Regions from separate parts of the Homo sapiens genome. Here region 1 is linked to region 2. A link is a loop called in an ENCODE intact Hi-C map of the cell type or tissue named here. Cell type or tissue: MCF 10A. All regions are shown on one strand. Each heading gives the region's core, and the rest is flanking DNA. Links, peaks and the distances in the headings are about the cores only.

Region 1 (8,327 bases), core at 127-8,126, 560 kb after region 2:
TTATATCTTAGACTATACTTTTTGGGAAGTCTAGAGATGTATATAATGTGCTAAATTCAAAGTAGCAAATCTGAAGATAGGCAATGTCAAACCCATGAAAATGGGAGATTAATGAGCTTTATTTGGCCGTGCATGGTGCCTCATGCCTGTAATGAGGCAGATGGCTTGAGTCCAGGAGTTCAAGACTAGCCTGGGCAATGTGGCAAAACCGCGTGTTTACAAAAAATACAAAAATTAGCCAGGCATGGTGGTGCATGCCTGTAGTCCCAGCTGTTTGGGAGGCTGAGGCAGGAGGATCTTTGAGCCTAGGATGCTAAGGTTGCAGTGAGCCAAGATGGCACCATTGCACTCTAGCCTGGGCAGCAGAGCGAGACCCTGTCTCAAAAAATACATTTATTTTTTTCATTTTCAGTTAACAGTGTACTCTTATAACACCGTTATTAGCTGGTACTTTGGTGATTTCTATTACTAGTTTTTCTAAGCTATTTACAGAGTGTTTGTAGCTTTCATTTGCAGCATTATGTTCCCACAAATTCTGTACTCAGCATATACAGTATAGTTTATCTGCTCTATTTCTGTCTTATAGAAATCATGAATGTGGTCTGCAGACATTGATGAAGAAAATCTGTTGGTAATTGATACATGGGCTAAAGCATCAGAGGTTTAATTTGAAGTTTATGTTCACACACTGAAAACTTAGTTTTTTTGTTGGTAGATCCATGTGCATGCTAGAATTTGGGACAGGCACTATTTGCATAAAGTATTAAAGTCAATTTTTAAACTAAGCAAAGGTACACGTTGTAACGGTGGGGCATCTGTGAAAAAGATGTCCCTTTCATAATATATGCAATATATTCCAGATGTTTTGAGAGATTACAGAAGAGGAGGCCTGCTTCACTTGCAGATAAGTTTATTATAATTCTCCAGAAATGTGCAGGATGTGCATTAGCAAATTGCACTGTACTTTTCACTCCAGCCTGGGTGACAGAGCAAGACTCCCGTCTCGGGGGCTTAAAAAAAAAAAATGCTGTATCTAAATGAATCTGTGTAATTGGGCCCAGATGTGGGTTTGCTCAGTATTAGTAGACAAGGTCTTTGTTCAGACGATTAGGTGCCTAACTGGCAAATGCCTTAGTTTCTTAAAACGTATTTTCTGATGTGGCTTTACATTTCAAAAGTGAACTTGATTCAACCTGAGAAAACTGATTAAAAAATTAGTTTAAATTTGCCAGCAGGGAAGTAAAATAATTATGGGAAGAGTGTCTTAAGCCTAATATTAAATCAGTTTTGTTAAGGGGAAAACTCAATAGTTCTGTTACTTAGGCTGTTAGATCCAAGTTGATTTTTGTGTCTACAGCTAAATTTTGTTTACAATTAGGCTATTTTTTAATATAGGATTTAGAAACCAAGGGTATGTGTTTTAAAATTACACTTTTTCTTAACCTGTCTAGCTGTCGGAAAAGGTAACAGAAGATGGAACTCGAAATCCCAATGAAAAACCTACCCAGCAAAGAAGCATAGCTTTTAGCTCTAATGTAAGTATATCCAGGCATTGAACACTCAAAAATTGGATTTAGGATGTATTTTTGCATCTTTGTGTTTTTATCTTTGTGGTGATAGTTGGGGGCCTACTGACACACTTTTTAAATAGAATTAAAATCATTTGTTTTTGAGCCACTTTTATAAGTGGCCATTATAATGGGTTTGTAATATATATAACATTCACGTTAGTTCCGATATTTTGCCATTCTTTTAAGTGTCCCCCCTTTTTTATTGAAATATTTTAAAGGGAAATCTTTAGAATACTCCTTAATCACAATGTTTTAAAATAAGAGTTTCAAAAACGAAGCCTCAAAATCATTATACCTTGTGTATCTTGTGTATGTCCAGTGTCTCCCTGCTGCCCCAGTATCTTCACTTCACTTTTTGAATCAAGCTACAATTAAGGTTCACACTATGTGTTTGGTTGATAATCCTTTTTTTTTTGTTTTGAGACAGAGTCTTGCTCTGTTGCCCAGGCTGGAGTGTAGTGGTGCAATCTTGGCTCACTGCAGCTTCTGCCTGCCTCCTGGGTTCAAGCGATTCTCCTGCCTCAGCCTCCCGAGTAGCTGAGACTACTGGCGCATGCCACCACGCCCGGCTAATTTTTGTATTTTTAGGAGACAGGGTTTCACCATGTTGGCCAGGATGGTCTACATCTGACCTCGTGATCCGCCCGTGTCAGCCTTCCAAAGTGCTGGGATTACAGGCGTGAGCCACCGCGCCCAGCAATTGATAATATCTCTAAGGCTCATACATGGGATTATTTAATGTACTTTTTTTTGTGAAAAAAGTGTACAATGTATGTTTGGGAAGCTGACTGAATTTGTTCTTTTACAGAATTCTGTAGCAAAGCCAATACAAAAATCAGCTAAAGCTGCCACAGAAGAGGCATCTTCAAGATCACCAAAAATAGATCAGAAAAAAAGTCCATATGGACTGTGGATACCTATCTAAAAGAAGAAAACTGATGGCTAAGTTTGCATGAAAACTGCACTTTATTGCAAGTTAGTGTTTCTAGCATTATCCCATCCCTTTGAGCCATTCAGGGGTACTTGTGCATTTAAAAACCAACACAAAAAGATGTAAATACTTAACACTCAAATATTAACATTTTAGGTTTCTCTTGCAGATATGAGAGATAGCACAGATGGACCAAAGGTTATGCACAGGTGGGAGTCTTTTGTATATAGTTGTAAATATTGTCTTGGTTATGTAAAAATGAAATTTTTTAGACACAGTAATTGAACTGTATTCCTGTTTTGTATATTTAATAAATTTCTTGTTTTCATTCTTAGTCTTTATTGTATATATATAACCTAATGGATCTTTATTTAATGTAGAGATATAAGGTGGTGTGTGTTGATTAAAGCCCTGTTAATCCCAAGTCCAAGGCTGACTGGCCCTACCTGAGATTTTGAGAAATGCTGAATCTCAAGTCCCTACCCTAGACCTGCTGAATTAGAAACTGAATTTTAACAATATTCCCAACTGAGGTCAATACTTCAACTTGAAAAATTGCCCTAAAAAATTTATGGAATACTGGGCTTCAAGGCAAGAAACTAAGCCAGAAAGAGGAGGAATAGAATGCCTCATTAAGCTGTAAAATCTGAGGTATAGTTAAAATTATTATGCTTTTAAAAAAGCATTCTAAGTAAACTTTTTTTTTGAGATGGAGTGCAGTGGTGCGATCTGGGCTCACTGCAAGCTCCACCTCCTGGGTTCACGCCATTCTCCTGCCTCAGCCTCCCGAGTAGCTGGGACTACAGGCGCCTGCCACCATGCCTGGCTAATTTTTTTGTATTTTTAGTAGAGATGGGGTTTCACCGTGTTAGGATGGTCTCGATCTCCTGACCTTGTGATCCACCCGCCTTGGCCTCCCAAAGAGCTGGGATTACACGTGTGAGCCACTGCACCCGGCCAAAGTATTCTAAATAAACTCTTAATTTGAAATGTATTGGTGCTACTGTAACTGGGAATGATTTTTTTTTGGAGACCGAGTCTCTCTCTGTCACCCAGGCTGGAGTGCAGTGGCACAGTCTCCACTCACTGCAACTTCCACCTCCCGGGTTCAAGCGATTCTCCTGCCTCAGCCTCCTGAGTAGCTGGGACTACAGGCATGTGCCCCCATACCCAGCTAGTTTTTGTATTTTTAGTAGAGACGGGGTTTTGCCATCTTGGCCTGGCTGGTCTAGAACTCCTGACCTCGGGTGATCCACCCTGCTCAGCCTCCCGAAGTGCTGGGATTACAGGTGTGAGCCACTGCACCCGGCTGGGAAGAATATGAAGCACGTTTTTTTTTTTTTTTTTTTTTTTGAGACGGAGTTTTGCTCTTGTTGCCCAGGCTGCAGTGCAATGGCACAATCCTGGCTCATCGCAACCTCCACCTCCTGGGTTCAAGCGATTATCCTGCCTCAGCCTCCCAAGTAGCTGGGATTACAGGCTTGTATTTTTAGTAGAGATGGGGTTTGTCCATGTTGGTCAGGCTGGTCTGGAACTCCTGACTTCAGGGGATTCACCAGCCTCGGCCTCCGAAAGTGCTGGGATTACAGGCGTGAGCCACTGCGCCTGACCGTTAAGCACATAAAATTTTAAGTGGGTATTACACTTTATGAACTGGAGAATCTTGACAGCTGGTCTAAGTAAGACTGATTTTTATAGACACTTTATTTTTTAGAGAAGGGGTTTCTTGCTCCATCACCCAGGCTGTAGTGCACAGTCACAGCTTGCTGCAACCTTGAACTCCAGGGCTCAGGGAATCCTGCCACAGCCTCTACCATACAGGCTTATGCCATCGCACCTGGCTAATTTTTTGGGGGTAAAGATGAGTGGGATTTCTGTTACCCTAGGCTGGTCTTCAAGCAGTCCTCCTGCTTCGGCGCCCCCAAAGTGTAGGCATTACAGGCGTGAGCCACTGTGCCTGGCCTAAAATAATAGTTTCACCAAATGTTTTAACTTTCTTACAAGGATATTTGGTTTTTGAAGGATGGCATTTTACAGAATGTTATTAAAGATCAGTGTCTATCTCCATGGTTTTGTTCCCATAAATGCACCTGGGCTATGCAATAGAGCGTGGAACAGGAAAGCACCTGTAATTGTGACCACTTCTGGGGAAGAAGAGGGACTAGGGTGAATTTCCTGTAGTCATTGTCACCTTCCTTTCACTACCTACATAGCTTGCAAGAAAAATTAGCACCCTACCTCTGAAGCTCCCAAGGTCAACTCTAGGCTTCACATTAAACACAAACAGAAGACAACCCAAGTGAATAATATACAGATAAACGTGGAAATATACACATTAGAACATTTCTTTACAAACTACAAACGCGCACGGACCTGGCCAGGCGGCAGGTCTGAGCTGGTGTCCGAGACTATGCATCCGTTTCCGGCGCAGCGCACGGGATCTGCGCAGTCTCCGTTCGCGCTTCTGGGCTCCGTAAGGAGAAGCGTCTTCAGACGGGGTGGCTTGGCTTCCGAGGCCCTCTGCTGGCGACCCAGTCCCAGTGTCTGCGTCTCCCTCTCCCCTGGCATCGTCTCCTCCTCTAGGACAGACGTAGCCACAAACGTCCCTACCTCGATACCCCCAGGGAAGGGCCTGCCACCCATCTTGTCAGCCACAGTCTCCGCCCTCCCCTGGCAACGCTTCCCTCCACTTCCGGTAACAATTAACTGGAACCCCGGGCCTCACTTTTCCGGACGTAACCCGGCCCTTCCTGGGGGACCCAGGCAATCCCCACCCCTGGCAGTCCTGGGCTGCGTCCGACTGGGCTAGGCCTGTGCGCAGGCGCATTGGGTGGAGAAACCCGGACCTGTGCTGGAGACGCGAGGACGAAGTGAGCTATGATCTCAGCCTCTCAGCCTGGGTGACAGTGAGACCTATCTCAAAAACAAAACTCTGAAGGCAGACTATCCCTCTCCTTCCTCAGATTTCCTTAAATGCCTTTCTTTAGGGAAGCCAGCTCACCACTTTAAAAGTCAGTTTCCTCTGTTACAGCTCTTCATACATTTTTACATTTTCTTCTTTGCAGCACTTACATACATGTAATTACATAAGTGTGGAGTTGCTTGTTTAATGTAGTTAATTTGGGGTTTTTTTGAACCCCAAATTTTGAACGGATCTCGCTCTATCGCCCAGGTTGGAGTGCAGTGGCGCGATCTCAGCTCACGGCAACCTCTGCCGCTTGGGTTCAAGTGATTCTCCTGTCTCAGCCTCCCGAGCAGCTAGAATTACAGGCGCCCGCCACCACGCCCGGCTAAATTTTGTATTTTTAGTAGAGACGGGGTTTCACCATGTTGGTCAGGCTGGCCTGGAATTCCTGACCTCAAGTGATCCGCCCACCTAGGCCTTACAAAGTGCTGGGATTACAGGCATAAGCCACTGAGCCCGGCCTAATGTAGTTAATTTAAATGAGACATTTCTTAACCTCTATTAAAATAGCAAATATTTGGCCAGGCACTGTGGCTTACTCCTGTAATCCCAGCACTTTGGGAGGCTGAGGTGGGAGGATTACCTGAGCCCAGGAGTTCAAGACCAGCCTGGGCAACAGAGCAAGACCCCGTCCCCTACCTCTGACCCTGCCAGCCCCTCAAAATTGAAGTATTAGCCGGACATAGTTGCAGGTGCCTGTAGTCGCAGCTACTCGGGAGGCTGAGATGGGAGTATCCTCTAGGAGGCAGAGGTTGCAGTGAGCCAAGATTGTGCCACTGCCCTCCAGCCTAGCCAACAGAGCAAGACCTTGTCTCAAAAAAAAAAAAAAAAAAAAAAAAAAAAGCAAATATAGCAGAGTAACAGGAATTTTCTCTATGTTATAGATGATTTGATAGAGCAATATTACAGGTATTTACATTCTTTAAGAATACAAAAATGTCAATTATAAACCAGGCATGGTGGCTCATGCCTGTAATCCCAACTACTCAGAGGAAGAGTCTGAGGATGGAGGATCACTTGAGGCTGGGATTTCAAAACCAGCCTAAATAACATAATGAGACCCTGTCTTTTAAAAATAAAGTCAATTATAAAATTATTTTCAGTAAGATCACTTATCAGAATTACAGGTTTTGAAAGTTATGTTACTAGGCTTACATATGCTAAGTAATTAAGGAGAGCTTAATAAAGGGACTGTTTACAAAGTTGTAGACTGGGTAAGAAAAACCAACCAGAGTGAAGCATACCAGCGCTATCAACAGGGGGATCCCTCACTACTACTACCCCAAAAGAGGCAAAAGAAGGGAGCAGCAATGGGAATCCAGAAAGTATAGGGTTAGGCCGGGCGCGGTGGCTCACGCCTGTAATCTCAACACTTTAGGAGACCGAGGCGGGTGGATCACCTGAGGTCAGGTGTTTGAGACCAGCCTGATCAACAAGGTGAAACTGTCTCTACTAAAAATACAAAAATGAGCCGGGCATGTTGGCAGGTGCCTGTAGTCCCAGCTACTCGGGAGGCTGAGACAGGAGGGATAGAAGATAGTCTTCAGACATAAGCGGTGACTACGGAAATATACCAAATCCGTAATCCAGCCAGGGAATAAATACCTTGACCTCATTTCTTCCAAACCTCTGATCTTATGTAGGTACTGTGCATTGGCAGGACCCAAGAAGGTAGAGGGCAAGAGAGTTTACTGATGCAGTTCATTCAGGCTAGCACTCAGGGACACAGAACATGGAGACCAATGGAGAGTAGTTCTAACAGGGCAGACAGAAAATATGTAGCACAAATTCTTTTTCAACAGGACATGGCAACAATTTAAAAAATTGGAGTCTTATAAGAAGTCTGTTCAAATTATATTTATACATATTTATTAACAAAGAACAGAACAAGTGATGTGTCTAATTGAATTTTTCTAGATGCTGGAAGATCTTCCATTCTATGTGCTAGTCTTACAATGTAACATTGGCACTCCTTCTATCTAGAAGTAGAGTCTGTATCCCTAATCCTTGAATCTGTGACTATGGAGGGAGTGACACTGTGAATTCTGAGACTAAGTCATAAAAAGTGAAACAGATTCCACCTAGTTCTCTTGGGATACTTGTTCTTAAAACCCAGCCCCCATGCTTTGAGGAAGTCCAGGCCAATGGAGAGGCCAGGTGTGGGCGTTCAGGCCTACAGCCAACATCAACCACAAGACTTCTGAGTGAGGAAACCTTTACAATGATTCCAGCCCCAGCCCCTAATCTGACTGCAACTGCATGAGAGACCCTGTGTGAGAACCACACCAATTCTCAGACCTATGAGAGATAATAATAAAATAATATTTGTGCTAAGGTACCAAGTTTTGGGATGATTTGTTATGCCACAATAGAGAAATGATACAGTTCATAACAGTTTTTTTTTTGTTTGTTTGTTTTATTTTGAGCCGGACTCTTGCTGTGTCGCCCAGGCTGGAGTGCAGTGGCGCCATCTGAGCTCACTGCAACCTCCGCCTTCTGGATTCAAGTGATTCTCCTGCCTCACCCTCCCGAGTAGCTGGGACTACAGGCGCACGCAGTCACGCCTGGCTAATTTTTTGTATTTTTAGTAGAGACGGGGTTTCACTGTGTTGACCAGGCTGGTGTGAAACTCCTGAGCTCAGGCAAATCACCCACCTCGGCCTCCCAAAGTGCTGGGATTACAGGCGTGAGCCACTGTAGCCAGCCCAGTTTTTAAAAATCACACAAATTATCATATTGCACAGAAAAGCAATGTTGAAAATCCTGTGAATACTCTTAATAAATCCTTACAAAATCAGTTGAGCAATTTTTACCACACATCTTTCCTTTCTATACTGCTTATCACTTCCAGAAACTTTAG
Region 2 (8,289 bases), core at 1-8,000:
AGTGCCTCCCGGTCCATCTGTGCAAATGTTGCCTCTGAACTGCCCCAGAGCCTCCAGTCCCTCCTGGTCCCTGCTCATCCACTGTCTGGTCCGACTGCCCCCTCCCAGTTTGTCCCCACTCCGCCTTCCGCCTGGCCCTGGCTGCTTGGCCCTGTTCCTCCTGCACCTTCTGTCCTCTCCTGTGTCCCCTCCTCACTGTCCCAGGGCTCCCCAGTAACCCTTTAAGACTCTGCGGGAACCAGCTTCACTGTGTCCAGGTCACCCCTCTGGATAGAGACCCCTCCAGTCTGTCCCAGCCCCACACTGGCCTCCGTTCGCCTTCCCCCCATCAGCCCGGCCCCAGGCACCCCCCACCCGCCTCCCGTGTCCCCTCCTTCCCGTGCTCCCTCCCGTCCAGTCCCCCTCCGCCCTCCGCCTCCCCCGACTCGTCCATGCCCATGTCCCCCCTGCTGCCGAGGCTGGGTCCTTCAGTCCCCGCTCCCGCGCTCCCGCCCCAGCCAGCTCGGGCCCGGACCTGCCGCGCGGCCGCCTGGGCCTCGGCGTGGCGGGCGCAGACCCGGACGGCGGCGGCAGCGGCGGCGGCCAGCAGGGCTCCGAGCAGCGCCAGGGAACGGGCGCGGCGGCGCGGTGGCGCGGGAGGCTGCGCGGCGGGGCCGGGGCTGGGCGGCCCGCGTTGGCCCGGCCGGGCCCGGCCCATGGCTGCGGCTGGCGGCGGCTGCCGGCGGCCCGGGAAGCGAAAGAGCGGGGCGGGGCCGGGGGCGGGGCGGCCGGGGCGGGGAGGGGCGGGGCGGCCGCAGGGGCTGGGCGGGGGGTCGCTGGTTCCCGGCTTCGCAGCCCGGCCAGAGCCCGGGGCGGGGTCAGCTACACCGGAACGCCAAGAGGGGCTGATCGCGTCTATGCGGTCGGGTCCGTAGTCCCGGCCACCCCAGCCTCCCCAGGCCGCTTCCTGCCTCTCCGCGCCCCTTCCCGTGCTTCCGTTCCCAAAGCTAAGCCAGGCCTCTGCGGCCCACTTGCCTGGCCCAGCCCAGAGAGCGATTCCAGACTGGGGACTGGGACAAAGAAGGGGCTGGGGAGAAGCCACACACCCTGTGCTTTCCTGGAGAAGGGGCGTCGGGGGCCTCTGAGGCCTCGTGTCCTCCTCTGCTGGCAGCCGGGCACGAGGCCAGAGACTGCTGAGGGGCATCCGTCCATCCTTATCCCACCAGTTTTCTAAAAGTTCCTCTGTCATCTAGAGCAAGACAAATTAAAAAGAAAGCCCAGCCCCTGTTCCCCTCATGTGCAGTTGGGGGGCCACCTCCGCAGATGCATGGGTTATGGGGATTGGCCTTGTTCCAGGCACAGCAGGTGCAGCTCTGAACCTGCACTTCCCTGGGCCCAAATTTCCTCATCTCCACCAAGGAGTTAAAAGAGCCCCCCAACCCCCACCCTCCGGGCTCTGGTCTGGTGAGGGGAAGGCGAGGCTCCAGCCCCTCAGCAGCTGGAGCTACCAGAGGCCCTGGCTTTTCTGGAGAACAGCATGCGGCATGCTTGGAGGAGGGCCTTGGAAATAGGGGTGGGTGGTGTTGAGGACATATTTTCATGCCTGTCAATCCCCAGGACCTTGGTTCCTTGGGGCTCTCTTCCATTCTTTCAAAGCCCCCAGTTACCATGGGGTGGCTCTAGATGTCTCTACCTGCATTTTCTCAGGCGAGGGTGGCAGCTGCAGAAGCCTCTAGACAAGAATTCTGAGCCCAGAGGTGAGCAGTGCCTGCCTTTGCAGAGCCCCACCAACCCCCCCAGCGCAGGGGCACCTGTCAGGCCTGAGGGATCCAAAGGATGCTGAGCTCTGCCCATGTGCTGGACTTCAGGTGGGGTGATTTACACATTCTCTCACTCTGTTCTCAAGCCACCTTGTGAGGTAGAGACTGCTTCCCTGGTTTTCAAATGAAGAAGCCTGACCTCTGGCACCCAGGTCTATGGGTCCAAATCTCCTGCCATCCTGCCTCCCAGGCTTCCCACGGGATGACCCGGTCGACTGAGTTGGGGGTGGGGTCCTGCCTCCACTGCCCATCCTGTTCTTCTTTGGTGGCCAGCCATGGCAGCACCAGGTGAGGCCTTCCCAGAGCCCACACAGGGCGTGGCACATCGTGGGCACTCCTCAGTGTCTGTCAGATGAATGACTCCCAGGGACCTTCCAGAGTTGTGGGCCCACCCAACCCTTGCCCTGTGCTCTGGCCCCAGTGTCCTTAGAGGGACCCACTGAGAGCCTGACATCTGGCGTTGGCTTCTGAAGGCTTCCAACTGTGCCACTTTCAACTCATTATTGCTACTGTTTGGGGACACCCTGTGTACGATACATGATACTAGAAAACCAAATTCTATTCTATTGGAAGCAAAACTAGTAGAGCACAAAGCAGGTTAGGAGGGGAAGATTGATGAGCTAAGGCTTCTGGAAAATAAACAAAGGAAGTTTTCTTTCCCAGATAACTTTTATTTATTACACTTGCTTTTTCTTAAAGATACAGATACCCCACTGGTCTCTGCTGCCCAGTGCTGAAGAAATGGGTTTCTGGGGCTTGCGGGACTTGGGGGATGATTCTAGAAGCTCGGGAAGGCGCACAGTGGGGGTGGGTTAATGACAATCAGGTCAGATCAGTGTGCCTCTGTGAAAAGGATCAATCTTGGGCCCAGCTCTGGGAGATGTCAGCTCTGGGAGGTGTCAGCTCTGGGACTGGCAGTGGAGCAGGGCTGGTTTCCCACTGGAGGGCGCCCTTCCCAGAAGGGCTTGTCCCAAACCAAGATCCCCGGCAGGGCAAGGCCGTGAGAGATAGGGCCTAGTGGGTGGTTCTGGCTGGGGCAGCCCTGCAGGATCTCTTTGGCACCTTGCTATTGCCTCCCAGTGGGCAAGGGTGACACTTGGGAACTGGCAGCCAATGGGAACCACAGCAAGGTGAGTGACGCACTGGCCACGTCCATGAGGGTCTCGGAGGTTAGTGGGCACTCGCTCATTCATCCTTCCAACACATGTATTGAAGGGCTACTATGCCGTGTCCTGGCGATTGGGTGTCCATCAGAAAACAAAACAGTCTCTGCTCTTCCAGATGAGTCAATGGATACTGCAACCCTCCTCTCGAGGGGTAAGTGCTCTGAGAGGGGTGTGCACAGAGGAGGGTCCCCCTGACTATCAGGAGGGCTCAGAAGAGGCTTCCCAGAGCAGAGGTCTGGCCAGACCTTGACTTCAGGAGCTCACCAGGCATAGCACCCAGGAAGATCATTCCAGAGGGTGGGAACAGCAGAGGTGAAGGCCCAGTGATGTGAAACTCGATGGAGTATCCGTAGCGTCTCGAGAATATAGTCCAGTGGATTTGAGCAGAGGGACCCGGGGGGGAAGTGTGAAGAGGGAGGAGGAGGAGGCAGGAAGGTTGGGCTGGCACGCTGGCCAGCTTGTGAAAAGCCTGGACTTTACCACTGAGACAATGTGGAGGCATCAGAAGAGAGGGACATTCAGCCACTGCAGCACCCTTCAGACTCCCTACTGGGTCCCAGCTTCTGCCTGGGGGCACCCACACCCACCTCCCTGCGCAGAGGGTGTTGGTGTAAGCACTCCAGGCCACTCCATCCACCCATGAGAAGAGGAGGGAGCCTGACCTGCCTGCAGCCACATTTAAGTAGGGGCAGGGTCACTGCCTCGAATCCTGGTGTCTCTCTCTCTCTCCTACACACACACACACCCCTGATGTGTGTGTGTCTCTCTCTCTTTCTCTCTCCTACACACACACACACACGCGCGCACACACACGCGCGCACACACACACGCACACGCGCGCGCGCGCACACACACACACACACACATCCCTGCCTGCCTCCTAGTAGCATCCTCTCTTCTGCTTCCTGTCTCTTTGGGGTAAACTCACCAGGAAAGGCCTTCTTCCCGCAGGGGGCGCTGCTGCCCTCCAGGGAATCAAATCAAATTAGGATTTTCCATTCCAGTTTCACCGGCGACAGTGAGCCAGGAAGAGGGCCATTTGGCTTTGTTTTTTGTGTTTCTTCTCTTCATCTGGGACCCTAGAGAGGCAAGTGATTTTCCCCAAACCCAACCCTAACATCTTGGCAGCCAATAATAGGACCAACATTTGAGAACAAAGGATCACTTGGGGGAAACAGGTGCCACTGCAGGAGTTGCTTAAGCATGCCCGGACCACGTGGGCCTCTCCGCAAACTAAATACCTGCTGTGTGCCAGGGACTGTTCTCAGCCCTGGGAACACAGTATTATAGAAGACGGGCAAGGCACTTCCTCTGTGGGGGCTGAATATTCTACTCGGAGGAAGGAAATGACAGACACACAAGGTAATTTCAGAGAAAGGTAAGTGTGAAGGAGTGAGACAGGGCACTGTGGCACAGTGCCACAGGCAGGCATCAGCACCGTAGCTGGGAGGTGACACATACACTGCGCCTGGAACGGGAAGAAGCAGCCAGCTATGAGAAGAATCGAGGAAGGAGCGTCCCAGGCACGGAGAAGAGGGGAGAGCCGGTGCAAAGGCCTGGGGTGGAAACAAGCTTGGTATGTCCAGGAGACACACAGAAGGCAGAGTGAGTTATGGGAAGAGAAAAGCTTGGTGACAGAGGCTGGGACAGGACGTCGGAATCTTGCAGGCCTCGGCAACAAACTTCATTCAATTTATTTATTGAGACAGGGTCTCACTCTGTCCCCCAGGCTGCAGTGCAGTGGCACGATCTCAGTTCACTGCAACGTTGAACTCCTGGGCTCAAAGCATCCTTCCACCCCAGACTATCAAGTAGCTGGGACCACAGGTGTGAGTCACGGCACTTGGTCAAACTTCATTCTAGATATGATGTGAAACCATTATAAGGTGTTAAGCAGGGTGGTGACAATGTGTGACTTGGTTTTTTGTTAGTTTGTTTGTTTTTGAGATGGAATCTTGCTCTTGTCGCTCAGGCTGGAGTGTAGTGGCGCGATCTAGGCTCACTGAAACCTCCGCCTCCCGGATTCAAGCAATTCTCCTGCCTCAGCCTCCAGAGTAGCTGGGATTACAGGTGCCGGCCACCGAGCCTGGCTACTTTTTGTATTTTTAGTAGAGACAGGGTTTCACCATATTGGCCAAGCTGGGCTCAAACTCCTGACCTCAAGTGATCCGCCTACCTCGGCCTCCCAAAGTGCTGGGATTACAGGAGTGAGCCACCGCACTCGGCTGGTGACTTGTTTTTTAAAAGACCTTTCTCATAGCCCAGATGCAGAAACAACCCAAATTTCCAGCAATGAATGGATAAACAATGCGGTGTATCCATTTGATAAGTATTAGTGGGCAATAATAAACCTTAGCAACTTTAAGCTGGGTGGAAAAAGCCAAACACAAAGACCACGGCTTGTGTGATTCATTCAGTGAAATGTCCAGAATCCACAGATCCAGAGAGACAGAAACTAAATTAGCAGTTGCCTGGGGCTATAGTGGGAGACCGGGAGGAGGGGGCTGGGGAGTAACTGCTAATGGGTACAAAGTTTCTTCTGGGGTGATAAAATGTTCTAAAATTAGATTATAATGATGCTTGCACAATTCTGTGATATACTAAAAAAACATGAATTGTCCATCTTTGAAGTGGGTGGATTTTATGGCATGTAAATGATATCCCAGTAAAGCCTCTTGGTTTTGATGTTTGTTTAAAGATCTTTCTGGTTTCTGGGTAGAGAATAGAGTTAGGGGATGGACAGAGGAAGGAGGGAGACAGGAGGCTAATGCAGTCGCCCAGACATAAGATGGCAGGGATTGGGCAGGCGTGGACAAGATATATGAGTGTAGCAGAGCCACAGACAGGATTTGCGGATGGGTCAGAAGTGGACGGCAAGAGGAAAGACCAGCATCAGCCATGGGTTGAGCTTGGGTAGCTGGTGGCACCATCCTGAGATGAGGCACCCTGGAGGGACCCCGGCTGGGGAGAAGGCTTGGTCCAGTCTGCCAGGTTAAGATGCCTGAGAGCTGGCTGGGCGTGGTGGCTCACGCCTATAATCCCAGCACTTTGGGATGCTGGGGTGGGCGGATCATGAGGTCAGGAGGTCGAGACCATCCTGGCCAACATGGTGAAACCCCATCTTTACTAAAAATACAAAAAATTAGCTGGGCGTGGTGGCGCACGCCTGTAGTCCCAGCTACTCGGGAGGCTGAGGCAGGAGAATCGCTTGAACCTGGAAGGCTGAGGTTGCAGTGAGCCAAGATCACACCACTGCACTCCAGCCTGGTGATAGAGGGAGACTCCAGCTCAAAAAAAAAAAAAAAGATGCCTGAGAGTCACCCTCACGGAGGTGTCAAGGAGGCAGTTGTGTGTGTATGACTATGGGGCTATGAACGGTAGGGAAGGGGGGCGTGGATTATAAATCTGGGAGTTGCCAGTCTAAAAATGGCACTTAAAGCCACAAGATTCAATGAGATCATTGAAGAGAGAGAAGAGAAGCCGCCTTTGGCCTATGTGGCCACAGATGCCGCCGTGTCTTGGAATGTTGAGTGGCTTTGGCTGGATTTACAGGCATGGAGCTGTGGCTGTGATTAGCCAAAAAATAGATTAACGTTAGAGGTCATGACAGGCTTGGCTTGGCTCTCGTACTGTCCAGGCTGGGAGAGAGATTTGTTTCCCGGGGTCAGTAAATGCCCCCGGGACTTTGCCAGATGGACAGATTTAGTCTCAGCATCACGAGTGCAGAGGTCCTGGTTACCCAGCCTGGCTGCCCACTAGTCACCTGGGGCCTTTGAAGGAGACCAATGCTTGGGGCCAACCCCCAGTTGGTTGGGGGAAAGAGGGACATTTTTACCAGCTCTCCAGTGATTTTGAGGGAGAAAATGTAAAGACGGCCAAGTTCCACACACAAGCCACAAAAAAGAGTTTGACATTCGGGGCCTTTCCAACGGTGAGTGTCAGGCACAGGCAGATGGTACCGGATGATCTGGCCTGAATTCTGTTCCACTTGTCTTGTGTGTTTTGAACTGGGTCCAGGGCCAAGGAGGGAACCGTGCTGGGGGGTCAGCCACCCTGGTCTGCTCAGGACTGACACTGATGGAGCACCGAGGATGTGGGATATTCGGTCCTACAAGCAAGAAAGCCCTAACTGGGATGAGCTAGTCACCCAAACAAGGGAGAGGCATAGCTCAGCTTGCATCTGAGAGGCTTTATTTCATCATCTCTGATCTTGGTTGTGCACTTCAGAGGTTTTTTTTTTTTTTACCACAAATGGGTACAAGAGGGCTTCATAATGACCAGACAAGAAAGTGTGAGCATCCTTATTAGACAGGAGCTAAGTGGTTATAAGTTGTATCATATAAATTAAGACAGAAAATGCAGAGGATTTTTTTTTTTTTTTGAGACAAGGTCTCACTGTCACCCTGGCTGGAGTACAGTGGTGCAACTTCAGCTCACTGCAATCTCTGCCTCCCAGGCTCAACTGATCCTCTTACCTCTGCCTCCTGGGCTCAAGAGAGCCTCCCACCTCAGCCTCCCGAGTAGCTGGGATTACAGGCGCCTGCCACCACACCCGGCTAATTTTTGTATGTTTAGTAGAGATGGGGTTTCACCATGTTGGCCAGGCTGGTCTCTAACTCCTGACCTCAGGTGATCCGCCCACCTCGGCCTCCGAAAGTGCTGGGATTATGGTTGTGAGCCACTATACCCAGCCTATTTTATTTTGAGATGGGGTCTCACTCTGTTGCCCTGGCTGCAGTGCTATGGCATGATCATAGCTCACTGCAGCCTTGAACTCCTGGCCTCAAGCCAGCCTCCCGCCTTGACCTCCCAAAGTGCTGGGATTACAGGTGTGAGCCACTATACCCAGCCTCAGTGGAATGTTTATAATGCAAAAAACCATGAAAAGAATGAAATGTCTGTGCCTGAAATTAGGTGATGGTGAAAGAGGTCCACATAGGGTTTGCTCTGGGGATGGCAGGTATTGACTAGAAGCAGCACATGCAAGCCTTCTGGGTGCTGGAATAGTCTTGATCTTGACTGGGGAGGTGGTCATATGAGCGTGCATATAGGTCAACATTCCTTGAGCTGGTCATTTAAGAATAGTGCGTTTTAGGCTGGGTGCAATGGCTCACGCCTGTAATCCCGACACTTTGGGAGGCTGAGGCGGGTGGATCACCTGAGGTCAGGAGTTCAAGAACAACCTGGCTAACATGGTGAAACCCCGTTTCTACCAAAAATACAAAAATTAGCCGGGTGTGGTCCTGTAGTCCCAGCTACTCGGGAGGCTGAAGCATGAGAATCGCTTAAACCTGGGAGGCGGAATTTGCAGTGAGCTGAGATTG

What was found. A loop is a pair of places that touch in the nucleus more often than their neighbours do. Peaks named below come from ENCODE experiments on the same cell type or tissue, not always from the same donor. Only the 100,000 strongest peaks of a DNase experiment are listed, where the experiment ranks them.
Region 1: it touches region 2 in a loop (8-fold over the local background); 15 of 110 quality-filtered maps call a loop at or near these places.

Annotation. Positions count from the first base shown.
Region 1 is chr1:25,236,758-25,245,084 of GRCh38, reverse strand. RSRP1 (arginine and serine rich protein 1) reads left to right here. Exons shown (of 5, transcript NM_020317.5): 4 at 1,452-1,535; 5 at 2,380-2,836. The coding sequence ends at 2,496. LOC124903881 (a long non-coding RNA gene) reads right to left here. Exons shown (of 2, transcript XR_007065555.1): 2 at 4,812-5,081. Among named protein-coding and RNA genes, the nearest start is that of RSRP1, 6.5 kb to the left of the region's middle. RefSeq lists enhancers at 4,709-4,908, 4,979-5,028, 5,049-5,178, 4,720-5,505, 5,506-6,292 and a silencer at 5,399-5,448. In MCF 10A, for the core only: a CTCF peak has its summit at 5,052 (motif pointing left); DNase peaks (open chromatin) are centred at 5,094 and 7,624.
Region 2 is chr1:25,792,639-25,800,927 of GRCh38, reverse strand. SELENON (selenoprotein N) reads right to left here and starts at 735. Exons shown (of 12, transcript NM_206926.2): 1 at 515-735. The coding sequence starts at 697. RefSeq lists a silencer at 871-1,010 and an enhancer at 820-1,541. In MCF 10A, for the core only: CTCF peaks have their summits at 2,717 (motif pointing right) and 3,931 (motif pointing right); DNase peaks (open chromatin) are centred at 2,737 and 3,917.